7 separate regions of the Mus musculus genome follow, and all the other regions are linked to region 1. A link is a loop called in an ENCODE intact Hi-C map of the cell type or tissue named here. Cell type or tissue: heart. All regions are shown on one strand. Region 1 has its middle 150 kb from the start of Gm35191. Region 2 has its middle 60 kb from the start of Gm35191. Region 3 has its middle 59 kb from the start of Gm35191. Region 4 overlaps Hs3st1 (heparan sulfate (glucosamine) 3-O-sulfotransferase 1). Region 5 has its middle 83 kb from the start of Gm25377. Region 6 has its middle 25 kb from the start of Gm35191. Region 7 has its middle 110 kb from the start of Hs3st1.

Region 1 (4,000 bases):
ATATTCATTTACAACAATACTGAAGAGCTGAAATGAAAATCATTTCTTGTATAGTAACTGTGCCCATGGTAGCTGGTTGGGAGTTTGAGACTAATCTGTGACATTGGCTGTATCAGTGAACTTGAAGGGAGGGCATTTCTGTGCATAAATTCACATTACAGTGTCCATGGTGATATGGGTGTGATTACATCTCTTCGCCCTTAGAGCAACAGTAAAACTAAAAATCTCAATAACAAATGCATTTCATAAGTCATTGTGCACTTGTATGTGTGCAGAGGTTCAGAAGTATGTAAGAGAATCAAGATCCTTCTCTAATGGATGGTGTATGCTTGTGGGAGACATGGAGTATAGAAATGAATAAATATATACAACTCTCATATTTAAATATGTGCTTGAGCTACAGCAAGAGAGACAGAGATGGGTTGCAGGCAGCTTTTGTGTATGTAAAATGTCCTCAGTCTTCCACTACATACACAAAAGCTGCCTGCAACCCATCTCTGTCTCTCTTGCTGTGGCTCACAGTACATATTTAACTATGAGGGTTGTATATACTTATTAATTTCTATACTCCATGTCTCCCACAAGCATAAACCATCCATTAAAGAAACATGCACTAAAGGATTTTTTAAAAGAGACAAAATCAGAATAACTGTAGAACCAATCATATTTACACTATTAATTGCATATCAATTTACCCTGTCATATCACAGATGATCTTAAATTATCACAAATTAAATAAAAAATAAAATGTACTCTCCACCACCATAGCAGTGCTAATTATTCTGTATCATGGTGGTTTTCCTCTTTACCAAGTATATTTTATTTTGGATGGTAAGTTTTCTAGTCCTGCTGTCACTCATGGAAGAAAAGAGCAAAAGAGTTCACCAGTGCCTATCTTTTTGAAGACTGTGTTTTCAAACTTCTAATGGGAAAAACGGAAGTCTGAACGAAAGGGTCTTAACCACGTCAGGCACTACCAAATCCATTGCCATAAACTTTGGTTTCTGTAACTTTACCTTCAGACTCAGATTCATAATGTGACTGGTGAGAAAGGCTAACTAGATTTCTCTGAGATCATAATCTAGCTATGTAGACATGAAGCATGCCAAAAGGTTATAGGATATCCTTATCTTGATTGCTCAGTCCAGAATAACAGCCTGAAAAGAAGGTTAATTTATTGTGACTTTCCCTCTTTGATTTCCTTTACTGACAGAAGACTAGGAAAAGCATAGAAGAGCCTCCTCCACACAGCAAATAGCAAAGGGGTTGCAAAACAGTCCATTTTCAACAAGGATCACCAATGCTATCCACTGTGTGTGTGCAGGTTGTGTAGAATTAAACAATCCAATAAGTTGAGAACATTCACTGTTCAGGTTCACTCTGGGACACATTGAACTAGACCTGAGGATAAAGGATGGAGAGAGAGCCAAGCTCCCTGCCCTGAGGAAGCAGGGAAACTGTGGAGAATGAAAGGTACCTAGAAGAGATTTCCGTAAAGGTCATAACCGAAAGGCTGGGAAGGTAGCCAAAATAAGGAGGGTGAGGAAATGAGTCATGTAGGTAGAGGCTGGTACACAGGCTCAGAAATTGAGCTTGGTGTGCTGGGTCTCGGCTCATGTTCATCAGATGCCTACAGTCAATGTGCAGATTCAAAGGACAAATGGTGTGGCTAAAGTCTCCGTGCTGCTATTAGATTTTGTTCACTCAGCCACTTACAGAATGTCTTTGAGACCAATAGACATTCAAACCACCTTAAACTTTTTCACATGTCTGATGTACTAAAAACGAAGCAAAAAAAAAATGCTCAAATACATTGTTAAATAGCAATGACTCATTGTACAAGAAAATATAATAATACCCCTCTCATACTAATCACAAGGTGAAGTTAATAAAAATAATGAGTTCCTCCAGATAATAAGGCATAGCTTTAAATGTCCAAAATTTACTAAGCCTGTAACCTTATATACTATGGCATATATTTCACTTGGAGGTAATACAAGAGTCTAAATGTAAAGCAACTACGGAACTCGATCTTAATGATCCTTATTACAGTGCCCAAATCATCCATTAATGTAACAAGCATTCACTGAGAGAAATTTTTTAAATGCTGGGAATGGTGGAAAAAAAATGTTTGCACCCTTGCCTCATTGGTCTTGATATCAGCACATCTAAGGCAAACCTTAAAGACAGAGTAATTCTACTGTTTGGTATTATGCTAAGTGTCTTCAGTGCAAAACAAGTCTTATAGGACTCGATTTCTCTAGTTATAAAGAGAGTGAGAAAGTACACCTTTCAGTAGAACCTGAAAACTCAAGGCTAAAGGCTGAAGTGCTGTTGCTGCCTCAGAGGAAAAGGAGGGTTGCTGGGAAACAACAGCAGAGCTAGGAGCCTCTCTCAAACCCCACCAGAGGCCCGGGAAGAAGAGAGAAAGGGAAATGGCCAAAGTTTCTGCAGGCCTCTTGCTCAGAGACTCCAGAAGCAGAGGGTGTGGAGCAGCCCCTTCGTATCGCATAATGTCACACGTGAGAAATCTCTAGGACCCAGAAGGGTTAACACGTTCCTGCACAACTGACTTAGCTGGTTCTGCTGGAATCCTGAGAAGGACATTTGCATTTGGGGGAGTCCTGCGAATGAATGCTTGCATTTCCAGAAATGCAGGTCAACTGAGTCAGATAGGTTTTTCCACCAGCCAAGAAATGCCCTGTTCTGGGCCAGTATCTCTCACCTAAGTGTTAGAACACATGTGGAGGGAATCACCGTGAACCTTCTGGAATGGAGAAAGTAAAGGAAACCAGAGTTGAATGGGTTGCCCAGTGAGTCATGTTATCCAAAAACAAAACCTGGGAAGGAGCGGGTTTTGAAGAAGAAATGAGGAAGGAAGGGCTCCTTACTTCCTAGAACAGGTTACACAATGCAGGACAAGGGTGTGTTCCCATGATGTAGAGCACTTTTTATGAAGTAGAGAATTTTTTTCTCTCAAATACAGTAAGCTACTGTCCAGGAGGAAATCAGAAAATCTTGTGTTTCTTTCTCTGTGAACATTTCGAGTGTGTGTATTGTGTGTATCTTTGTGTGTTAGTGGGTATCTGTATGTGCATTTCTGTGTGTATGTGCATGTGTATGTCTGTGTGTGTGTGAGTATGTGTCTGTATGTCTGTCTGTCTCTGTGTATGTGTATGTCCATATGTCTGTCTGTGTGTATGTGTATATGTGTCTGAATGTATGTCTCTCTGTGTGTCTTTGTGTGTGTATGTCTGTATGTCTGTATGTATGTCTGTGTGTGTGTATGTCTGTATGTATGTCTCTCTGTGTCTGTGTGTGTGTGTATGTTTGTATGTTTATGTGTGTATGTATGTCTCACTGTGTGTATGTGTATTTCTGTGTGTATGTGTGTGTATGTCTCTCTGTGCATGTATATTTCTGTGTGTATGTATGTGTCTGTCTGTCTGTATGCCTGTCTGTCTGTATGTATGTATGTATGTGTGTGTCTGTCTGTCTGTCTGTATATGTGTGTGTGTGTGCCTGTATCTATGTGTTTGTATGTATATCTCTATGTATGTCTGTATGTATGTCTATATTATATGTGTGTGTGTGTGTATGTTTGTATGTATGTGTGTATGTATGTCTCTCTGTGTGTCTGTGTGTGTGTATGTCTGTGTGTGTGTGTATGTGTATTGACATCAGTTGTCTTCTTCCTTCCTCCATTGTTCACCACCTTCACTCCTTCAGTTTTTGGGACTTGATCCCTATCTGAAACTGGAGCCTCCTCATTTTCTATGCTGTCTAGGCAGCGATTTCAAGGTATTTGCCTGTCTTTACTTCTTCCACACCAGTTTGCAGCAAGTCTGTTTGTACATTTTGCTGGGGTTTTGGTTTGTTTGTTTGTTTGTTTGTTTGTTTTTATATGGATGCTAAGAGTCAAAACTCTAGGCCTCATAATTATCAACTGAGTCTTCATCCCCCCTGGCCCATCCTGAATAAGTTAATGAGTTTTCCTTCC
Region 2 (4,000 bases), 93 kb before region 1:
TACTTCAGACTCTGTGAGCCTGTATGGCCTCTACTTAGTTGATATAGTGGGTCATGTTTGCTTGATGTCCTCAGTTACCTAAGACTCTTTCAATCTTCCCTACCCCCATTTTTGGGGGGTTCCCTAATGTCATAGGGGAGGGAGACCTCTAATTTATACTCTCTCTTTCCATACTGTCTGATGTGGGTCTCTGCACCCACCCCCATCTTTTGCCAGAAGATACCTCTCTAGTGACAGTTGGACAAGAAACCAACATATGTTGAGTATAGCAGGATAATTTTTCTGGAATCATTTCATTAATTTTTTTGTGCAGGAGGGCAGCACCAGTTTTATTTGCTTAAATTCTAGGTCTCTAGGCTGTCCAGACTCTGGTTGGTAGACATTCAGGCAGTATAGGGTATGGGCTTCCTCTTGTGGGATGGGCCTCAAGTTAGTCCAAATATTGGTTGGCCACTCCCATAAATTCTATCCCACTATTGCCCCAGCACATCCTGTGGGAAGATCAGATTGTAGGATAAGAGTTTTGGGGCTGAGTTGTTGTCCAAATACCTCTTTTCATATTCTTCAGAGTACCTTTACATGCCAAAGAGACTAGAGTGTAGGTTTGAAAACTCCATGCAAGCACCAACTTGTCCTTGCTACAGTCTACATTCAATGGACTGTGTGAATGTTGCTCTTAGTAATGAAGCCCCACTGTCAGTTTTCAGAGAACAACTTTTTTGTCCTAACATTAGCCTGCGTTGTTTAGGGATCTCCACAGTACCCCCTGTCCTACAATTTAAGCAAACGCAACCCAGTCACTGGAACCCTGGCCTGGCTACAAATGATGGCCAGTTCTGAGTCTGTATCCTCCATTACATGGAATCATCACCATGATCACCTTCATACATTTCACTGTCCTTTCATGTCTCCCTACTCGATCTATTTCTGCAAGCACTCTCTACCCCTTTCCCTCCATGAATCTTTCCTATGCCTGTCCCTACCTATACCCAGTCTATCCACAATATTTATTCTATTTTCCCTTCTCAGGGAGGTTCAGGTGTACCCTTAAACCACTCTTCTTTACCTAAACTCTCTGAGTCTTTGGATTGTTTAGTTAACAGATAAAATCCACTTACAAGTGAATACCTAGGATATTTGTCTTTCTGAGTCTTAGTAACCTCATTTACAATTGTTCGTTCCAAGTTGCAGTCATTTGCATAAAATTTCATGATGTCATTATTTTTGGTAGCTGAGAAATACCTCATTGTGTAATTACCACATTTAATTCATCTATTCTTTAGTTAAGAGATATTCAGGTTGATTTTAATTTCTGACTATTATGAATAAAAAAAACCACAATGAACATATTTCAGCAAGTGCCAAGTGTCCATGTGGTAGGATTGGTGTGTCCTTTGGGTATATGACCAAGAGTAGTGCCCTGGGTCTTGAGGTAGACTACTTCTCAATATTCTGAGAAATTGAAATATTGAGTTTCATAATGGCTCTACAAGTTTGCATTCCCACCAGGAACGGAAGAGTATTCCCCTTGCTCCACATCCTTGCCATCATTTGCTGCCACTAGTGTTACTGATAGTAGTTTTTACATTTTTCTGATAGTTAACGATATTACACATTTCTTTAAATGTATCTTAGCCATTTTAGATTCCTTTGTTGAGAATTTTGTTTAGATCTTTACCCAATTTTAATTGGATTATTTGTTTATTTAACATCTAACTTCTTGAGTTCTTTATATATTTTGGGTATTCAACATGAATTGGATGTGGAGTTGGTTAAAATAGTTTTCCGTTCTGTAGGCTGCCCCTTTGTCCAATTGACATTATCACTTATGTTAAAGTACTTTTCAGTTTCATGAGGTTCCATTTATTTAACATTGATCTTAGTGCTTGCACTTTTGCTGTTATTGTTTTTTTTTTCAATGTTATCCTACAGTTCTGTATATTAGAATTAGAAAATACAAACAGTTAAACGTCTGATAATCAGGGATTTCACTTCTTATTTTCAAATATTAATTTTTTGCAGGGTTATCAAAATAAAAAAGATATATATGACAGCACTCAACTATTGGGAGAACATTATACAAACTTCTTATTTAGGACCGGTAGAATCAAATACAAACTCTGGATGTTGTTGAAGCTCTAGAAGGAGTTAACTACAGGAATATAAGCAAATGCATCCTGTATTGGTCAGTTCTTGCTCCACTAAAAACCACAGAAAAGAGTGCTAATGCACATAGAGCATAGGTGGTACCTTAGCTGGCTAATTGTCTAGAAAAGACAGATTGCAGTACAACATAAGAGATTTGATAAGATCTAGTTTAGTGGAGGTTAAGACCATAGTAGCAAAGTTCCTTCTGAGTTTGACCTTTGAATTTCTGGTCAAGCAGTGTTGACAAGAATTTCTTGTTAAGTTGTGGGAGAACACACACAAACACACACAGAGAGACACACACAAACAGAAAGAGAGAGAAAAGAAAAGAAGGGAAGGGAAGGGATGAAAGCAAAGGGAGGGAAGAGGAGGGGAGGGGAGGGGAGGAGGGGAGGGGAGAGGAGAGAGAAGAGAAGAGAAGAGAAGAGAAGAGAAGAGAAGAGAAGAGAAGAGAAGAGAAGAGAAGAGAAGAGAAGAGAAGATATTTGTTCTTATTTAAGCTTTAGGCCTGTCTATTTCCATGTATATACAGAAACATGAATCATATATTAATACACAGGGATAGAAGATAGACACTAAAAGGAAAAAATCCCTCATGTGTCCAAAACCTGTATATTATCTTTTCTCTGGATACATAGAAAGAACAATTCACAAAAGCATACACACATGTATTTCATCTTGATCTACCTTGAAGCTTTCTGTTAAAAAAAATGAAATAACTTCAGAGATCATCTTTCCCAAGCCTTGGTGAAACCAGAGAAAACAGCAGCATTTGTGCTTCCAAGTTATTGTGTATCAGTACTGTCATTTCATGACTATTTGTGCATACTCCCTGTGACTTGTTCTTGCTCAAGAGGAGAAGAACTCTTTGGTCCTCAATAGCTAAACCCTTTTGAAAATGAGAGATAAAAGATAATGTTCTCAGTTCCTGTCAGTTTTATCATTAGATAAGGAACCCTCATCAGCTAAGATTATTTGAGCATCTTAAAGACAAAGTGAAAATGCAGAGTTTTATCATTTGGGAAATGATTTCATATTCTGTTTTTTTAATAAGCAAAAGAAAGTCTCTGGTGCATGACTGCTCTTTCAGCAGGAAAGAAGTGGTGATTTTGCTCAAGCTAAAAATAGAGGGTTTTTAAAAAGTCACATTATTTATAAATAGCACTGCTTCAATGAATGCATGTTTGGTCAGAAGGAGCAGTTCAAACAAAAGCATAAACTAAAAATATATCTACTTAACTGGCTTATCAAGCCTATGTAAAAGATTTATTGCTATGGCATATAGATAAATGTACAATAGAAAGATAATGAAGAATTGTCCATAGTACTGGGAATGGGAACATGTGTCCTTATTGTTCATTTATTTGGCAGATCAGGGGCCTGAAGTTTAGAGAAGAAGTTGTGTGAACTACGAAAAGTGTGTGTCAAAATAGGACTCTATTTCTGACCAGCTACTTTCACCCATGGTTTCACTTCCTGCAGCCATTCTGACAGTCAAGGAAATTTCTATGTATCCAGCAGTGTCCCTTTTCCTAGATGATCCTAAACTCAACTGGATAAAGAAGAAAGAGGGACAGTGAACACTGAAAGAGACTTGGGAAGAAACATCTTAACAGTTCAGTTGATTAAGAAACTCAATTTATCGAACTTAGGAACTTAGTCTGCACAGGTGAGAGTGTGCACCACAGAAGCAGACAGCTTCTGGGACAGGCGGAGCCACAGAGCCGCTGAGGCAGCACCCTTTTTGGGCCACAGACATCCAGCCACCTTCCCGACCAGAGGACAGGTGTCCGCCTGGCTCAGAAGCCCTCAGCCTCAGGAGCAGCGGGCGCCACCTTGGTTCCGGGACTCA
Region 3 (4,000 bases), 210 kb before region 1:
TCCTACCCCAGAAGCCTTGAAATGTGGAGGGTCCACAGCTACAGAGGAAGTTTTTCTACATAGACCATCAGGTCAACTATGAATAAAGTTTTCTGTTTACATATTTCTTTTGCTATCTATACTTAAATTTCTCTTTTCATATTAGTGCACTACTTAGGACTTCCAGTCCAATGTTGAGGAGAAATAGTGATGGGGATAGTCATGTGTTCCTCTACCTTGGAAGGGAGAACCGAGTTTGTCACTATTATATATGTGTATTAAAGGAGATTGTATCTGTAGTACTTTAATTGATGATTGTGTGTCTACTAAAGACAGTTGTTCCTCTTTCTTAATTTTATGAGAATTGTGATCGTGAGTATGTCTCAGGATTTGTCACTTGCTCCTCCTCAATTAGCAAATGCAGTTTCTTTTCTTTGAAACCTATTGATTTATTTTCAGCTTAAAGAGCTAGGGTGATGGTCATTTGGTAATGATGATATATGAAGTGGAGAGTTACTGCCTTTTATTTTGAGTGTTTGGCCCTATGCTTAGGAAAGACACCACTCTGATTTTGCACTTTAGTGTTGTCTTTGCCTGGTTTTGGTCTAGTTCAGTTTTCAGACAGAAATTATGGTTGATTTTTTCCACAAATATTTGTTATGATTTACTATGGATAAAATATCTGTCTAGTCCTTATGCTTTCAGGAAAGAGTTAATTATTTCTTTAATTTTTAATAAAATAATATTTGGTTCATGTTTTTATACATCATTAAATTTGTGGAATGCTATAGAATTTTCCATAGCATTCTGTTTATCTTTTAATAGCTATGAGCTCAGTAGCAAAGTATTTCCTTATTTTAAATATTAGTAAGTAGGATCTTTGATATTTTTCAACAAAACTCCTTTTTATCTTATTAATTGTTTCTATTGATTCTGTATTTTTATTTCACTGATTTCTCTTCTAATTTTCATTTACTTTCTTATAGCTGCTTAAGACTACTTTCTCCTTTATTTAGCTTTGCTTTTAAGTCTTAGTTCAAAAGAAATAATCTAGGGGTAGAGCCATCCATAGTAGATTGCAAGTTAATGCTGCATCTTCCAGCACAATGATCTGTTTTGTAAGCATTGCAAACCAAAATCTAAGGTTACCAGGACACTTCCTGCCTGTTTATGCAGTTGCCACCTATACATTTTTTGGCATGTGGTCCAGTGTAACTCTAATAAAGTTTTCTTTCTTAGTATAGTGGCTTCTCTATGGTATTAGTTGGTCTCTGATTATAGGAAATGCCACATTAGCATTTACCTTGCATTGGTAATACTTGGCAGCATGTGACTCTAAGTGGAGGGTTAATAAATATATTCTCAATGATGCCAAGTTATGAACTAAAGACAGAAAAAGAAAAAGAAAGAGCAAGTCTTTCCAAGTAGCAATATAAAATCTCCTTCCTTACTATATTTCTAGAGGAAACGAAGATGAAGGATAATGAGGAAAGCAGATTATGACAGCAAACACAGAAACGTTTCCTCTCCCAGAATCACAGGAAACCTCTGAAGGGATGATAAGGATCAGATTTTTGCCCCTGCCAAAGAGTAATAAACAGGGTGAAATGTAACGACGGTGTGATAAGGTCTCTCCCACTATGATCCACCCTTGGTTTGCCGAAAAGAATGTGGTCCTAAAGCCCATATCTATTTTATTAGGAATGAGAGATAAACTTCTAGGGGTGAAATACAACTACACATAAAATCAATGGCTTTTGAAGAGTACCAAAAGTTTATTTTGTAATTTAAGTGAGCCCTTTCCTGAAGGAGAAACTAAGTTATTTTATTTTGGTATATACACACAGGAGTAAATAGACAATTCCCATTCACTGAGTCATTGTTTCTCCCAAATGGAAAACATCTCTTTATATGTTATAGTTTATTTAATCAGCCTTTGACTTTTCTTCCTGAGGGCAACTAAAATAAACTGTCCAAGCGATTATCTCCCTGTGAGTATTGGAGATAAACAGGAAATATTGTAGCTCATCAGATTCAGTTTATCAGAACATCACATGGCATAATATTAGTTGGACCAGAACTTATTAACATTTCCATTCACTCACAAATATTTGAGAAATACCTACTCGGTGTCAGGCTCTAGGTTATGATCCCACTTTCAGCATGAGTGCTGAGTCCACAGGTGCGTAGATCCCCCCCGCTGAATATGGGATTGAATTCAGCACTGAATACATGCTTAGCACATGAGTAACATTTCTGGTCATTTGTTTTATGTGTTTGGAAAGAGTCTCACTGATGTTTCCTATGATTGAATGTTTAGTTCTCACAAATGCCGAGACATGTATGTGCTCCTAAGCCAGCTCCAAGGCTGTTTAAGTATTAGTTATATTATTTGGGTACAAAGCAAAGCAATAGCTGTAGAGTCTCAGTATGAAGAGGATTTAATACTATTAGTTCATTTCCTAGCCCCCAAATCAGACAACTTCCAATGCATATAATTACAGTTCCAACAAACCCGAAACCCTTTCTTGTCTCCATTGGCGCCCTCATACACATGGAACACACAATCCCACACAGGCACCCACACATATAAATAAAATAAATATATTTTTTAAACAACCATGATATGTGATGCTCTTCATTCCCTCAAAGATAAAAGATATTTAAACATGACATATTCAAAACTGGCCCAGGTTATCCCTTAGTGAATGTGAGATAAAACTTTTCTTTCTTATGCTACTTGGCAAACATTTATTGTATGAGTAAGCAGGCCCAAAGTAAATAGGTTTTGAGTAGTGTTGTGGAATATTGAAATCATATGCAAGATAAAATATGGTGCACCATCAAGGGAATTTGTTGTTTCAGAAAATTGAAATATGATCCCGCATGAACTATTGAAGAAATTAGTACATACTCTCTGTGTAAACATTAAAGAAGCATTAAAGAGAGGTAAGCATTAAAGAAACCTAAAGATAATCATATTTGGCAGTAAAATAAAGCTGATATTGATATGGATCTCACTGGGTCAGGTTTACAGAATGCTAGAAAATAACTTTGAGGATGTAAAGACATGGAAGGGAGATGAGGTTCAGCATGCAAGAAGGGATTAAGGAGGGATTAAGATGACTGGGTAAACATAGAAGAGTCTCAATGTTGGTGGGTTTCCTGTCCATGACTGGCCATTTGGTACTAGAGTTCTCAGGGTGCAGAGGATCTGGGGAGGAGGATCTTGGCCTGTAACATGATTTCTGAGAAGCCAGTTCTCTATCAGGAAATAGATGCCTAACTGGCTTTATTGAGACATAGCCTTTGTCTCTTTGGAGTTGAATAGGCTCAAGCCTGACTGGGTAGAGAGAGGCCCCATTTGTTCTGTGATCTGAGAGCTGTCAGGGGTATGGACTTTGCTCTACCGTTTCTCATCTGGCTTGGAAACCCACATGTCCATTGAGATTCACCTGAGGTTACATTCCATACACAGTCGCCAAACCTGGATGCTATTGTGGATGCCGGAAGTGCTTGCAGACAGGAGCCTGATAGGGCTATTTCCTGAGAGGCTCTGTCAGAGCCTGAAAACTACATAGGTGTACTGGCTAGTTTTGTGCCAACTTGACACAGCTGGAGTTATCACAGAGAAAGGAGCTTCAGTTGAGGAAATGCCTCCATGAGATCCAACTCTAAGGCATTTTCTCAATTAGTGGTCAAGGGGGAAAGGCCTCTTGTGGGTGGGACCATCTCTGGGCTGGTAGTCTTGGGTTCTATAAGAGAGCAGGCTGAGCAAGCCAGGAGAGGCAAGCCAGTAAAGAACATCCTTCCATGACCTCTGCATCAGCTTCTGCTCCCTGACCTGCCTGAGTTCCAGTCCTGACTTCCTTTGGTGATAAATAGCAGCATGGAAGTGTAAGCCGAATAAATCCTTTCCTCCCCAACTTGCTTCTTGGTCATGATGTTTGTGCAGGAATAGAAACCCTGACTAAGACAATAGGCAAATGATTTCAGCCAAATATTGGACTGAGTGTAGGGC
Region 4 (4,000 bases), 190 kb after region 1:
GACTCCCTTTCTTAAACAAGAAAGCAAGAGACTGAAGGCTGTGATGAGGCCAGCCTCTGTCCCCATGACCTTAGGCCCACTGTTTCCTCTCTCTTCGTCTCCTAGTCTTTCCTGTAGATTAGTGACTGGAGAATGATTAAGAGGAAATGATAAAATACACCTAAAAGACATTTTGCTGACTACAAAACACTTGTGAAATTTTGATTATTTAATTTGCCTTTCTGGCTTTTATATTTTATATCTACTTAATGTTCATGTTAATTGTAATTGGGGTGTGCCTGCATCGGAGTTCATCACAGCCACTAAACCTAAAATGAGGGCAGATTTAAATAAGTTTCATCTTATGTGCACTCTCCATGAGTTACGTCATCTCTGAGCCTCACTGTTTCTAAGAATTACAATTTCCAGGATCAGCGTTAACTTTTAGAGTTGTTTTTTCATCTTTGTCTGTTTTCAGACAGGGTCATATATCCTGGGCTGACCTCCAAGTTGCTCTGTAGCTAAAGATGACCTTGGACATCATCTGGCTCTCCCGCTCCTAATTTCAAGTGCTGGGATTATAGACATAAACTATAGCATCCAGTTATTTTAGTGCTGTGGTTCAAACCAGTGTGCTAGGCAAGTACTCTACTAATGGACCTACATCCCTTGTCTTTTAAAGTGTTTTGCTGTAGTTTTACTTTTAAGTTTAGTGTGTACATATGTCTTAAGTAGATATATTTGTAGGGAAGGACAATATTGCTTAATCAAAAACAGAGAAAAGTTAGAAGACAGTGACTCAGCTGGGGGAGAGTGAAGCATAACCAGTTTTGTGGTCTCTCTTGTCTAAGTTGGTCATCTGCACAAAGTGTTTGCCTTTCTATCTTTCATTTTTCTCTTTTTTCAGAATTTGTCCCTAGAGCCTAGTTCAGTATCAAACACTTAATGCATTTTCCAAGATGGGTTTGGAAAAGTGAATGAATGATTGAACGGAATCTTCACAGCTATTCAAAAGAGCAGATGGTATAATTTCTATTTTAACAATTGCGAATCTGCAGATTAGGAAACGTTGTCAGTTTTCTGAAGGTACAGAGGATTCCAGATTGAAATTCAGATCTATGTGTTCTCATTACAGACTTCAGTACTGTTTTGGGGGGGGGGGGGCTCTCCCTCCATCACCACTCAAAGTCCCACTAAGTGTCTGGAAGGTACCCAGCAACCAAATATCATTTTTTTCTATATAGAATCTCCACTGTCTTGGTCAGAGAGATGCTCCTAGTTGGAGGTAGAGTTTCTTTTCCTAGTTTGTATCTTGTAGCCCTGAACTCAGTTAAATGATCCCACCAGGGAATTGGAATCTGGAGGGAGAAGTGTAAGGACACAGAAACTGTAGAGTGTTTATCATCAACTTGGGTCATGGATCAAGTGGCTGGCGTCAGCAGCAGCATCCAAGTCTCAGGATGTGCTCCCAGCGGAGCTATTCCTTGGGTACCATCTTGACATGATCCCTGGAGTCTGGTCCCCTTCATTCCTTCTCATTTTCCAAGCCTGGATTTTCGGCATCTCCCTAGATCCTAGAGGCATCACCGAGTCTTCAGACAGCTTACTTTTTGTGTCTGCGTTAAGCAGCATCTTAAGCAGCTGATGCAAACAGCCTCCACAATCCATCTTCAGGACTGCCTCTGGCATGAAGCCTTCTCAGCTCCCTCCACCCACAGGGAATTAAGTCCATAGCTTTTGCAGGCCGTTAGAATAATATTTACTGGGCCATAGTTTGTCAATAGTTATGTGCTACCGGGAGAGGACTAGAAAAATGAATACATTATTCTTTGAAGGAAAGGCTTAAACATAACAGAAATAGATCCCAAAGGACATCTTTCCTAATTTTTTTTTTCTTTCCTTCCGCATACTGCCTGCTTTTTGGTAACATTCCAGCAGGGGGCGCAAATGACAGTACCTTCAGCTGCCAGACAAGAAGCAGCCTGCATAGGACTGAAACATGGGTCTACAGCTCAGATCCAACACTCTGTTGCTAGTGAAACCTATGACCTAACCTTGCCAGGGTTTGTTTAATGTTTAATATAAATGACAGGTTAACAGTTTTATGTAAAATTTACAGACATCGGTTTCTAGCAGCCTATTCAACATGTCTAAATAACACACGTGAGTGTGCAGAGCGTTTTCCTATAAAGGGACCTCGGAGCTCTCCCACAGACCTGCAGACTATTGGCTTCTGAGTGCTTGGGATAGACGGAAGCTTTGCTTGGAATGTGACTCTCACGAAAGATCTTACCTGTAAGGCCACAACAGGAATGTGGGGAAAGGGGTATGGATGCTATAGTCACTTCCTTCCTCGTGATCTGCTTCAGCCAGTTCGGGATGTCACTGGTCTTTATCTCTGCAAGCAGTTTTAGAATCCCATTTACACCTTTAACTCATTTGCTGAGTTCCAACCCCGCTCTACTGACTGTTCTTCCTGCCAGTGACACAGTGGGGAATAAAACAGATGGAAGCCCTCACCACTGTGCACATCTAGTAGAAGACAAAGCGGGAGAACTAATGAAAATCCCTCCTGCTTAGACTGGTATATGCTAAGGATGGAAACAAAAATCAGGGAAGTGTGAGATGAAAAGTCAGGGTTGCTGGTAAGTTGAGGGGCCTAAGGCAGTTAGCCTGGGCTCTAGTTCAGTGTGACCATGTCAAGTTTCATGATCTGACACAAAATGGTTTTCAGTGTGGGAATATGGAGTTTTGATTGGACTCCGAAATTTCAAATTAATCTCTGATATTTCTCTGTAGGCCTAACTTGTTTTAATTGATGGGTAGGCATGCTGAACACAAGCCTTGCACCAGACCTTGTATTAGGTATAGTGATGGACCACCAAACCAATCAATGATATTACAGACCAAGGTGGAAGGCATCAGTGTCACAAGGGATTGGATCACCAGATCTCTGGAGGGGCTTAGGGAAGATGTCCTTGTGGAGAATTCCTGCTCAGAACACTGGTACCCAGTGCCTTTTTAATTGAACAGTGAATGTGCATACATTTGTGCCAGAAATAACTTGCCTGTGTACCTTCCCACTTCTTTTCCTTGCCTGGATTCCCTCCTTATTGACAATTTCTTTGACTGACACTAACTTTTCTTAAAAAGTATTATTGCATTGACTCTTGAGAGCAAAGTTTTTAGTTTTAGTTTTGTTTTTTTTTTTCTTTCAAAGTATGAAGGATGATTGTACCCTTAGAGGCCATCTTCCAAATCTACCCAGCTTTTCTTGATAGACAGTTGTCCAGGAGATGAGAAAATATTTTGAGTTCCCGATGAACTTCCAGGCAGTCAGATAAACTAGCAAGGTTGTGTGTCAAAGGTGGGAAGTGTTTTTAGCTGTCCTCAGTGGGCTTATCTCAGAGATAAGCCTCGTTCGTCACAGTTCCCTTTTTTCAAATCTTTTGGTCTTTCTTAAGACAATTGTGTGGCCCCTGAGTGTGCTTAGCTATCGTCATCCTGCTACTTGACTGACTCACTTGCTTACTATGCTGAACTCCCCCACAAGGAGACAAGGAGATACGCTCCATGAGAGCGAAGACCTGGAGGTGTATGTTTGCTTCAGTTTCTAGAACACCGTGTCTGTTCCTAAGTACTAGCTCAAAAGAGAAACCCTGAGAGTCTTCATCAGAGAAAATGGGGGGTGGGGAAGGCTCTTCATGGGGGGGAGAAATATTTAAAGAGAGAGGGAGGTATCAGAAAAAAAGGGATAAGAATAAAGCATAGTCAGAATTGGTGTGGATCCATTTATTGAGAACCCAATAAATTATTTGGGGTCTACAAAGTATAAATTCAGCTGAGTCCTTTGGCAGGAGCTCATTGTTGAGGCGATCTTAGACACACAAACCCTCTGACTCAGAAAGAATGTGGTAATGATAAGGTCTGGCTTTGGCAGCTGGCAATAATACCAGCTGTCTCCCCCCACCCCTCTCCACCCCCCTCACCCCTGCCTAACCTACCCATCCACCCTCCGTAG
Region 5 (4,000 bases), 390 kb after region 1:
TAAGGATAATTTTATCTGGACAATTCATTTAGGGGTAGATAGGATGATTTCACTGGAGAATTCATTGAAATATATGAATGCTTCCAAAACATATCCTCTAGTTCCTAATACTGAAGGATGCTGAGCTGCAGGCCTGAACAAATATTCCTAACCCACAGAAGAAGGAGATGGACACACTCTCAAAGACAAACTCTTTCTAATGGTTCAGGAAATAATTAACCCGAAGAGCAAAAGGACACACGCAGAGACTGAAACTGAAGTAAATTTGATGCATTTGTTAGTATTACAAAGTAGCTCCAGGAATCCATCAGATATTTCAAGCTGGTGCAGGAGACAGAAGATACTGCGGGGTTTGGATTTTCATGATTTCTCATCTTTGCTGTCACCCTAAAACTTGATGAAATGGAATAATTCCAGGTATATTAGCGTCAAGACACAACAAAGTCCCTGTGAGAGACAGGTAAAAAGCATCTTCGGGCAGGGGGCTTTAGAGGCCTCCAAGTGCTAATTGCAGGTGTGAGGAATCAGGGGCTCAGTGACAGGAGACAAATAAGGGCCATGGAGATAGCCATTTTCCACCTCACAGTCTCTGTATTTCTAAAAGCAATCACACACACACACACACACACACACACACACACACACACACACACACACACACACCTGTCACATAAAGCTATTCACAAACTCTGAGTGATGATTTACTCCACAGGGGCTACATCCTGGGGAATTTTATGCACAAAGTGAAATGGCTCTTGCCTGAGGGAGCACCCTTTTCATCTAATTCATTGGTTTTATGAGGAAATTGAAAAAAAAAACTTGTATAGGAACATTCTCAGAGGCAAGTTCACAAAAATATTCTATGCAAAGGACAAAAGAGCCATATTTATAAGCAGCCACCATGGAATAAGTGTGCATTATTTCATTAAGATCTCTTAATGCACTCATTAGCTGGGGTATTACTGTAGTCTCACCTTAAAAATTAGGATTGAAGATTTAGGATAATTTTATAATTAGTTCAAATCAATACAACAAAGAGGCTAATTTCTATTTTGTCCAACCCAAAGCAGAAGTTAACTTGTATCGTAGTGTGACATTAAACCCCAGGGAGATCTATAGAAGCCAACTTTGTTTTGTCCACTGTCCTTCACATACATTGTCTGATTTGTTCTGAGACATAGGCCGTTTCTGACTCAGAGGTAAGATCAGCAGCATTGCTGGATGGGGTTACTGAATCACTCAAAATGTAGTGTATAGAAAAGAGCTAAACTCTGAGACATGAAGAAGCAAAAGCTAGGGTCAAAATGTTATAGTCAGACGACAGAAAAGATAAAGCCAAGACAGGAATAAAACCCAGGGATGGGTGGGATGGTTTCCTATTCTCTTCTGTGTTTGTTTAGAGTACAATGTAGAAAAAAAATGTGTCCAGAAGACTTAAATTGCACAACCTCAGAGCTCCACCCAACATTGTCTGTATAAAATCCAGGTCCTTCCTTGGAAAGAAATAGAGATTACTTTCCCATATCAACCCGTCTAATAAGACTAATTAGTAGAGCCAGGCTTCCACAGCTTCATGGATCATGCTTTGCACCGGGACTTGGCTGAGTTGTTTATTATCAAGAGGAAATGGATCAAAAGCAGAGAACATCATTTTATGCAGCAGTGGGATAATATTTACATTGGTCGAAGATCAAGTGCCTGGCCTCCTGGCACTTATCCACACACTTCCTCTCAGGAAGCCATTACAATGCTGAGTGCTGCAGGGAGGCCACTTCGGGCAGTTCCTCTATCAAACACATTGCTGTGTTTTTGACAAAAGGTTTTTGATGAATCCCATGTACTGCTTATTTCTCCTTAAACACACTTTTTGGACTAAGTCCTTTGAGGAAAAGTGATATGAAAGCCTATGATGACCCATAGTTTTTCACCCTGAAGGATCTTTATTTGTTCTAGCTCAATACAAAAGTAGGTGTAACCACTGATCTCTGAGTGCAAGGGTCAAGGGTGTTGCTGTATCCCAGTGCCTAATCAGCTACAGAGGACAATGTTATTACTTGTTAATGGATGTGTAACTACTGGTTAATGACTGCATGCAGAAGACAATGTAGGTACTGGTAAATAGATGCAACTACTGGTTAATGAATGGATGCAGAGAGCAATGTAGGTATTGGTTAATGGATGTAACTATTGGTTAACAGATGGATGCAAATAGTGACATGCTTTCAATAGGTAGAGTCCTGTTTATTCTTTCTTGTAGAAAGCAAAGAAAGAAGCTAGCTGTGGTGTACGAACCCTAATCTCAGCACTTGGGAGGTAAAGTGTAAATATTAAGAACTTTTGGCCAACATGACCTATATAACAATTATAGATAAAGAAGACTATAAAACACATTGAATATCTACTTTGTGTTGTGTCTTATTACAAGGACACAACATATGTAGTTTCTGGGGTTCCCTATCATAGAATAGAAAGAAGACCTTCTATAGACTAAAGACCATCAATCAGCAAATGTCAGAGTGGAGATTTAGATTCACTTCATTCTAGCACTAAAGGCTTGATGGTGTTTGGTTTCCTTTGGCTTTCTCACTATATCTATAGCATCGCTAAAATTTTTGAAATTTACAAAGCACAAAAGTGTGCTGGAAAATGTGAATGTTAAAACAGACAACTAAATTTAGATTGATAAATTTAGATTAAATTTAATGATATAATATAGAGCAACAAAATCACCAATATAGGAATTCCTTGTAGTAATCGGTGAAGACTCAATGTTGGTTATATATAAACCAATGTAATATAATTTTCATGGTTGCCCTGGACAACAGTCCTTCTAAATCCTGCTAGAGTAGGCTCAGCCTTCTGACTGTCTCATGACAGATCTCTTAGATCCTAGACAGTTTATTCTGTGTGACCTGAAATCAATCAGACATTCTTCCATTTATTTAGTTTTCCAGCCCTTAATGAAAGCAAACTCCTCTACTATACTCTGGATTTGCAAAGCTTCTAAGCCTTGGTGCCATGGTCCTTCTCTCCAGGGCTTTCATAGGAAAGTGACAGGGCCATAACCAATTGGAAGTTCCACTCTTACAGGGGACTCATCCATCAGCACCCAGACTTTCCGCAAGTACACAACTATACTGTCATGGAAGGGAAACTGATACATGGAAAAAAAATGGATATGACCAGAGTCTTAGACCAGGCAAAAGTAGGCAAACATTTGAATCCACTACCCCAGGATACAAACAGCTGTTCTGCAGAGAACAATCAAGAAGAATAAACATATCTATCAATTTTTGCTGATACACCTGAGCCCCACTATGTCAAGATGATCTCATGTGGCACTTGCGGATAATTTGTTCTGTTCTCAGGGACCCTGGAGTATGTTGAAAATGGAAGATAGAATGCAAGGCCAATGGGATATCTGACTCATCGATGTGCTGTTAACATTGGTTCAGCAGCAGGAATGAGTGGAAAGATATTGCAAATAGGGCCCAGATGTAAATGCAGCTTGCAAATATATCAGAGGAGACAAGGACATCAAAGGATGTCATCAAAAGATGTCATCCATCAAAGGCTGGAGAGCTCTGTCTGGGAACATATAAGGATCTCCCCAAGAGACAACCTAATCATCAGCATGTTAGCCCTGAGAAGTACACATAGTTCAAAACCATGACTCTTAGAGCCTTGTGCTTTGCTCATTTCTTTCCAGTTTTGGGGGGAGGGAGAATGCCAGCTAGGCCACTTTATTCTCAAAGAGATTAAGGGTTTTTCTAGTTATCAGGTAGAAAGATAGATGGGCTATTGTGGATATTCTCTAACTTGCTTCCAGTGAGTGATGTTTTGTTAAACAGTCTTTTGTTAAGCACTATTTTGTTAAAGACTAACCAAGCAAGACATAGTAAACTTTGATAAACTTTGCTTCATCCACTCATTGAATGTTAACATAGAGATATGAGAAATTTCTGAGAAATTGACTAGCCATGTTGTCTTAGTCAGGGTT
Region 6 (4,000 bases), 130 kb before region 1:
AGTCAAGAACCGTCAAGACTCAAGAATTCAGAGACCAAAGTAAGTCTTACATCTGGGCTCCTTATTTCCAGCAAGAGTTTGACTTGACATTGCTGGTTACGGCTTTGAGAGACCTGATTCCAAACGTTTATTTTCTCTTACCGTTTTTATACCCATGAATCCTGGAGCAGCTTCCAGGGACACTTTTAATTCATATAAAACATATAACTATATATTTTATAATTTTGCCTAAATTGTTAGTAATATTGCAGCCGTTTGACCGTAACTGCTTGTTCCATTGGATGACATGTTATGAATGATTTCCCATTTTCCCATTCCAGTAAATAGAGCTCTTTGCTGTTATTTTTAGTGACTGCCTTTTGTACCATTGTATGGTGTTAAATAAATTTCTCCACTCCTCCTGGCTTATTTTTCAATGTTAAAGATATTTAATGTTTGGGTTTTAACCAGAACCAAATATGCAGCTGTGGTGGCTATGAGCAACTAAACTTCGCAAAAAACAAAACAAAATAAACAACAACAACAAAAAAAAAACCTTTTATCATCTTTTATCACCCCTACTTTATTTCGTTTAAGACAGCATTTTAGAGTTGAGCATAAATGGCAATGTTTTAGAATTACTTTAAAATGGTGTGAAATGTTTTATAAGGACTTCGGAAGAGGCAAAAGGTGCAAAGGAATATGTGACTCAAGATGACTTCCCCACTCCCTGGAAAACGTACGTGTTATTAAATACATGAAAATATCCACATCTCATATTCTCTCTAATCTCTAGTTATCTTTACTCACTAAGACACAGAGGTATATTCATCTGAGACATTGGTCAGATTAGCTTCAAAGATTCGTCAGAAAAGTGCATTGTTTGATACTAATCAGGTAGCAAACCTCAATGTCTCAGTGACAATCCCTTCCCCTCCCCCCATTAGCCTAGTTCTCCCTAGAAAAGAATACAAAAGAAAACAAAACAGGAAACAAACACACAAAAGCCTACTCCTACACCATATATTTAAGGCACATAACAAATCATATAAATGGGGTGCATTAAAGCTAACAAACAAGATGTTATTGGTAATTATATAATGCACTTGTACAATCAACATTACCCTCATAAAACTGAGACACATGGACTATCTAAATGCATGACTTTTCAAATAAAAAGCTAAGAAGTGATTGCTGAAGCGGTTTATTTTCTGAGCTGAGAAAATTATTTGGGACAAATATCAAAATTCTCCTCCCTGTCTGTTTTTTCTGTCTACATGCTTACATGATTTTGCAAGTTTGTTCTATGGTTTTAGACACTTATCCTAACTGGGTAGGATCAATTGCTTATGTTTTCATAGTTGTTGTGGCTATTAAATGACTTCCACAGACATGTTTCTAGGTAGTATTTATTTATTCTTCAAATTCAAAACTCTTAAATATATGTTTACACCTTAAATAATTATTATGGGCAATATATAAGCCAGTGGTTTTCAATCGTCCTAATGCTGTGAACCTCATGTTGTGGTGACCCCCAGCCATAAAATTATTTCCATTGCTACTTCGTAAGTGTAATTTTGATACTTTATGCATTATAATATAAATATCATATATGGAGGATATCTGATATGGGAGCCTCTGAAAAGGTGTGCTCAACTCCTAAAGGGATCACGGGACCCACAGGTTGAGAACTCCTGACCGAAGAAGTATTTTCATGCAACAAAGGAAAAGCAAAAGGGTAGTTTGTAGGTTTCACCACTAGAGGGAGTGCCGACCAAGATTTTGAGCCTATAACCTGTGTGACTTTCTGAAGAAGGAAGTTTATTTCCTTAAGTCTGAAAGAAATTGGGAAGCTTATGTCTGCTCCACAAAAGCCTTCCTTTGATTTGTTTTTAAATATTGATTGAATTTTAACATCTATCAGAAACTTTAGGTGCTTCCCCTGTGGCCATCCGTTCAGAACTCCATTCTCTCTTTCTATAACCCTCATGACTTACCTCTGGTCACTAATTCACTGTGATATAGAACAATCACCTGGTGGTGTTTCTGGGTTTCCATTGTTATGCTATGAGGTTATGAAGGTTAATAGGGATATAATCAATTCACTTTTTCTAGCAGAAAGTTGATACTTGGTTAGTGCTCAGAGGATAATAAAAGAAATGAAGAATGAATGGGGAAAAGGTGATGTGATGGAACGTGAAATAACTCAAAAGAAACTTGTTTTTAGGATGAAATATTGGCATAAGACGTGGACTTTTCTGACTAGGGTCTTGATAACGTTGAAGATTAAAAAAAAGGATTGGGGAAAATAAAGAAGTAGTAGCAATTTTCGTTTCTTTTTGATTTTTCATAACATGAAAGTGTTGGCTACCTACTATGCTTTGACCATCCCTGGCCAAACTGAGGCTCCAATACAACAAAGAGCAGCTTACCAATTCCTTTGTTATGGAAATAGAGGGATGTTCGATGGACTGCTTTATAATGTTGCTTTCACATGACATCTCTTCTACCTGGGATCTATATGAGCGAGCTGATGACTGTTTTGTTGGGCAACCATCAGGTACTTTCATGGGGGGAAGTTCCTCCTAGCACATTACCTTGTGGTTCTTGTTTGATTCCTGTTTAGATTGCATCTGTTTGGAAATCTCTGTTCCTAGCAACCTGAGCTGTGTTCTCACTGGTGTGTCAGGAAATCCTAGGCTGGATAGTCTCTTTGGCAGATAAAGTATGCAAATTCAGTACACAACCACAACAGGAATTAAGCTCCTGGCATTTTCCTTACAGACCCAAAGCAAGAAGACTCCTTTCAGCTGGAGGCTTGTCTCCCTAATGGGTCAGCTGCAACATGATCGAGTGAAGGACCAGCATTACCTCCTCCAATTTGGTTTATGATGAAAAAGCCATAACAAATGAGTTCACCCCCTTTCTTTTCTCTCTTCTTCCTCTTCTTCTCCTCCTCTTCCTCCTCCTCCTCCTCCTCCTCCTCCTCCTCCTCCTCCTCCTCCTCCTCCTCCTTCTTCTTTAATTTAAAGACACTTTTTGGATCATTGTGTATAAGATTCTTGATCCCACTGTGCAGGAGAGTTAGCCCTTCATGTCACATCTCATCAACTGCTATCTATGTCCCTGCAGTCAGATAACTGCTCAGTTAAAATGTTGTAGTGAATAAGTCTGAAGAGAAGACACCCGGATGATGCCTGGCTGCAGACCTTTGCTGGGTTTGACATTCACTCATTAATTCCTTCCTTATAATATACATGGACACCTATGCATTCAATTATTATCATGTCAAAGAACCCACTTTCCTACGTCGTCACTGTGATGAGACCATGAGCTTCTTTGCCAAATGCCTTTTAGAATCCGGGTTTTATAACTAGGTCTCTATTTCTTGGTCTAATATTCCTGTCAGAAATCATAGGAATTCAGTTTACCCCAACTCACTCAGAGTGCTATTGATTGCTCACTTCTACATAAGTTCTAATTTATTCAATTATTCAATGTAAATAATTTTAAATGGATTTTCTGTGGTAAGCTGTGATATACATGTACTTTTTTCTTATTTGAAACACTAAAGTTTAATGCTTTGTCTATTTTTGTTTTTCAGATTCAACACCATTTTTTTTGTTTTGATTTTCTCCTCAGATTTTTACTTTTTTTTTTAAACTGTAAATGTCAAGGCCCAAACGTTGATGAGTTTTCCCTAATGTCAACTTCAAGACACTCTAAAATCAATATCAGAATATAATTTGTCTGTCATAGGCTGGGTTTCTGAGCTCAAGAACATTTACAAGGAATTTCTACTCTAATCCATTTCCGAGGATTTCGCTTCCTTGGGACTTTTATTTTACCTCCTAAAGATAGTCTGCCATTCTTCTCAGCTTTTCTGTGACCCACTGACACTTATTAAACAGTGTCAACTCAACTCTCTGCTTTGGGCCCTCAAATCCTTATACTGTGTACTAGACGGTTGAAGGAAGAATTTGTTTGCTCTATGGTTACCCAGGAAGATAAGGGGGGCACT
Region 7 (4,000 bases), 75 kb after region 1:
CCCCTCCCCTCATATGACCTAGCCCATAGTGAATTCTGGGAAATACAGTGGTACCAAGGGAGAGGGGCAAGAATTTACCCATATCTCCCAGTTCCAGGTTGTGAGATAAAGTAATAATTAATCTCTCAGTGCCCAACATGAACTGTGCCAGTTGCAGGGAAGTGTTCATTCTCTGTGCCATCTCTGTGACACAAACCACTACTATCTTCCGTTAGCCTGGAGAGTGTCTGCAATGAGGCCTCGTTCTAGCTGCATTTCATTGAAAGAGAAGTGAAGTGGGAACCTATATCTGAGAAGCCAGATCTCCTTCAGCTTTTGTGAAGGAAAAACCCCATTTCCTTCACTAAATAAAGGCAGATTCCTTTCTTACTAGACATTTGGCAGCTCCCCAACTGCTCACACAAAAGTACCTCTCTGTACTGCTCCTGTGTTCCTCCCACCATAGAACTTCCTTGAGCTTGAAAGTACTTCTCCCAACTTCCTGTTTTAAAAATAATAAAGTTGTCTGAGGCACAGTGAACTTGAAGTTTACCTGAGGAGCAGAGTACAGACATTGAAAAGTCAAGGGCTTCCCAAATTATAAAGTATCTCTATACAAAGACAAGAAAGAGAGGTAAGAATTCAAATTCTCCAGTTATATTTATAATATCGCAGTAATTAAATGTCCCAAGAGAAAGTAGCTGTCCCTTTAAATTTACACTTCAGAGATAGTAAAATGTCTGGTACACAGTGAGAGCACAAGGCACGAAGATTAAACAAGTGCTGGTCTCTGAGTCTCATTCTGCAAATCTGTAATGTGAATAAACTCTCAGGTAGATACTATCAGTCTAAATTTTAAGATGAAAAAGTAGAGATTCCTGGAGGCAGAGGGAGGAGGGAAAAAATGGGACCAGTTCCTTTTCTGTGACATCTGACTGCCTGGTAAGTTAGACTGACGTCCTGTACTGCAAAGGAGGTCACTCACACCTTGCAAGCATTGTGCCAGATGCCTTCTGTTGTTCACAGGTGGTAGGGAGAAGTCCTAATACCTTTAAGTAGGAGACACAAAGATAGCTTTTCAAGTCCTCTTCCTTGTTCTTTAGACCAATAGAGACAGGCATACTGACTCCCACACACCCACATGAGCACTAATCCCATTATCTACATGTACTTATCTGAGAGGCGATTAGCAATGGCTATGCTGAATTTAGTAGGCACTACTTAATGTCTGCCAGTCACTGTGATGTTACTCCTTTATTTCATTTAGCCATTATGTCAGTCTTCTGTTAGAAGAATGTCATCTCTGTTTTCAATTGTTTAGTGACTGACTTATGGCCATATGTTCCAAGGTATCCAAACAGAGCACCAATGATATTTTGGTCTTAGTGCTCTGACACATGAAGAAAGATAAACAGAATCCCATGCAAAGACACTCCTAGCTCTGAATTTTTAGAGGTTCATAGATAAGGACAAGAAAGTCACCATTTCCAATCACCCACCCTATTTCCTTCCAAATGGGTTGTCCAGCATAGAGATGCCCAGTACCATGAAAGAGGAGAGAAAACTTTCAAAGTCAAGACTTGTCTGGCCTGAAATATTAGCTCAGAACAAAGTCTCAACAAATCACCAATGTGCACAGATTATATAGCTCTTTTCTTGTTAATTCTCCCATTACTTCCTTCTTCCAACAAAAGCAAGGTAGAAAGAAAATGACATTTGGTAGATATCCATTGAAATATGGTATCTCATTTAAGCAGCCCTGAGAAAAGATAGGATTGCTCTTATTTTACATGAGAACCTACTAAGTCCCTGGGATAAACTCCATGGAGACCTTCTAACCTGTTAGTGTCTGAAAAGAATAGAAGAATATGCCACTTTGGACCCTGTGCCAGTCCCTTTATGGTTTGTGAATGTGATTAGCGTCTCTTCATAAACAAGGGTTGTCCCAAGCTATCGTTCTCGATGGCAAGAACACACTCGGACAACCGGATTCTTCTGCGGCAAGCTTTATTGCTCCTTAAGGAGAGAAGACCCAGACCCCGGAAAATGGTGCTGCTTATATAGCCCTCAGCGTGGTGTTTCAGCGCCTGATGTGGCGTGTCAGCTCCTGATTTGTTGCTCCCCATCACCTCATTACTACGCCCCGAGATGGGCAGTGACTAGGTGTGAGTTCACTCTCGCACTTGTGCACAAGGCTTGTTTACTAGTTAGGCACAGCGGAAGCCAGCGCCATCTTATAATGGCGATTGCTCGTGGCACGGCTCTCCACAAAGGGTAACTAAAATTAGGTATGGAGTAAGTGACAGTCCTGTTTGAAGATTTTTGATCAGTTTTATATTTCATTCTCACGCGATTATCACAAGCAGTTTCTGTGATTTTGTAAATAGTAAGGATGGAGATCATCACTTAGCAAACATCCTGCAGCAGGAACGGGCAGAGCTGGAGTTCAAATCCGAGCTGGGACATCAGAAGCCAGGCATTGCCACGTGCTCCCAGCAGAGTGCACAGGGCAGGGTGAGCTGGGAGGACAGCCTGCTGAACAAGACAGCTCTTACCTACACTCTCCCAGGACATCCCAGGCTCTGTGTCCCTGGAGAAAAAAAACAACAATGTGTTTGTGTGCATGTGTTTGTACATTCAAACAGCCAAATGAAATCCAACATGAATAAGTAGTGTTAAAGCCTAGATCTTTTTGATGAAGAAAGACATAGCTAATATTCAGTAGGAAATATTTTCTAGCCTGCATCAAACTTATTTTGTTACAGTTACATTGCTGAGTCCCTATGAATTTTTGGTTTTCATAATTCAGGAGTTACTCTGGAACACTCTTTGTCATTTAGATAACCTATTGACTCTATTTTTCTCAGCCTATAGGTTCAGTTCCTGAGTCCTTACATTCTTGTTGATATTAAAGGACACTGTGGAGGCTCCACTTTGCTACAGTAACCATTTTACAAGGACTGTAAAGAGATCACTGGGGGAAAAAGGAAGAAATATCTCCAAGAATGAAATCAGATGATGAGGCAGCCTTTACATGTACCTAATGTGGACGGCATCACTGGTAGATTTATTTCTGCAAATGTTTCCTAGAAAAGGTAATTGAAAGTCAGTACAGAGGGAAGCAAGGGCAAACATAATGGATCACAATAACACTCAAGCAGAAAGCAGTACCAAGCTAGTGAGAACTGGGACAGGGGTTCTCTAGATGGCAGTGGGATGTTTTAGGGGAAAGAACAAAGTAGATGGGACAGAGAGAGGGGAATCATACAAGATTGTGCCTGTTAAGTAGTGAGGTTCCTTTGGAAGCACAGGCAGTGACAATCTAATTGTTGCCCCATGGTTTGGCTAAAACTCTAGGAGGAAGTGAGACTTTGTTCTGGGTTAGGGCAACCTGAAACAGGGACTATTCAACATGTGTATAGTACAACCAAAGGCATCTTAGCAAACTCTCCCCAGAGAAGACAGAAAGAGGAAAACTCTATTGAAGGATCAGTGATGAGTTTGATCAGCTGTGTGCAACCAATTGTTCTCTCCCTCCTAGTCAGGCAAAAAAAAGTAGGACTTAATTTGTATTTGTACAAAGAAGACTCACAGTCACAGGGAGATAAGGGCTGTCACTTTTACTCACAGTAATTCTGACCTGAGGATACCCATTGAAGTTACAGGCTTTAAGATAATAATACCAGAAAAAGTTGAGGCTCTCTCTCTAATGCTGACTGAACAGTTTGCCCATAAGAAACATTTGGTTTCTTTTTTCTCCCCTCTCCCTGTGAGAAGCGGGTGTGGCCGCTGCCCCAAGATGGCGCCCGGGATGGCTGCCAGGTCTTATGACCTGCGCCTGACTTCCTCATTACCTCAGACTTAGCCACATCCCAGCTGCCTGCACTGCGCAGACGCCATGCCTCGTCAGCTCGCCTGAGGTGTCATCACTTGCTGTGAACCAATGGACTGCTGTTATGAGACTGGGGTGATTGGGAGGAGTCAGTAGGGTATTTAAGGTGTGCACCCGGGGTTGGCGGAT

The links. Hi-C counts contacts between places; a loop is a spot of excess contacts. Peaks named below come from ENCODE experiments on the same cell type or tissue, not always from the same donor. Only the 100,000 strongest peaks of a DNase experiment are listed, where the experiment ranks them.
Region 2: it touches region 1 in a loop (2.0-fold over the local background); 3 of 42 quality-filtered maps call a loop at or near these places.
Region 3: a loop joins it to region 1, with 3 times the contacts of the local background. A loop is called at or near these places in 4 of 42 quality-filtered maps.
Region 4: a loop joins it to region 1, with 2.3 times the contacts of the local background. A loop is called at or near these places in 5 of 42 quality-filtered maps.
Region 5: it touches region 1 in a loop (2.2-fold over the local background); 2 of 42 quality-filtered maps call a loop at or near these places.
Region 6: a loop joins it to region 1, with 4 times the contacts of the local background. A loop is called at or near these places in 2 of 42 quality-filtered maps.
Region 7: a loop joins it to region 1, with 2.3 times the contacts of the local background. A loop is called at or near these places in 5 of 42 quality-filtered maps.

What each region holds. Positions count from the first base shown.
Region 1 is chr5:39,830,283-39,834,282 of GRCm38, reverse strand. No RefSeq gene overlaps it. Among named protein-coding and RNA genes, the nearest start is that of Gm35191, 150 kb to the left of the region's middle. In heart, no CTCF peak of the experiment used is centred here; a DNase peak (open chromatin) is centred at 1,502.
Region 2 is chr5:39,923,240-39,927,239 of GRCm38, reverse strand. No RefSeq gene overlaps it. Among named protein-coding and RNA genes, the nearest start is that of Gm35191, 60 kb to the left of the region's middle. In heart, no CTCF peak of the experiment used is centred here; no DNase peak of the experiment used is centred here.
Region 3 is chr5:40,043,043-40,047,042 of GRCm38, reverse strand. No RefSeq gene overlaps it. Among named protein-coding and RNA genes, the nearest start is that of Gm35191, 59 kb to the right of the region's middle. In heart, no CTCF peak of the experiment used is centred here; no DNase peak of the experiment used is centred here.
Region 4 is chr5:39,637,577-39,641,576 of GRCm38, reverse strand. The region is part of intron 1 of Hs3st1 (heparan sulfate (glucosamine) 3-O-sulfotransferase 1); the gene reads left to right. Among named protein-coding and RNA genes, the nearest start is that of Hs3st1, 5.1 kb to the left of the region's middle. In heart, a CTCF peak has its summit at 1,902 (motif pointing right); no DNase peak of the experiment used is centred here.
Region 5 is chr5:39,435,675-39,439,674 of GRCm38, reverse strand. No RefSeq gene overlaps it. Among named protein-coding and RNA genes, the nearest start is that of Gm25377, 83 kb to the left of the region's middle. In heart, no CTCF peak of the experiment used is centred here; a DNase peak (open chromatin) is centred at 1,674.
Region 6 is chr5:39,958,927-39,962,926 of GRCm38, reverse strand. No RefSeq gene overlaps it. Among named protein-coding and RNA genes, the nearest start is that of Gm35191, 25 kb to the left of the region's middle. In heart, a CTCF peak has its summit at 1,738 (motif pointing right); no DNase peak of the experiment used is centred here.
Region 7 is chr5:39,755,485-39,759,484 of GRCm38, reverse strand. No RefSeq gene overlaps it. Among named protein-coding and RNA genes, the nearest start is that of Hs3st1, 110 kb to the right of the region's middle. In heart, no CTCF peak of the experiment used is centred here; no DNase peak of the experiment used is centred here.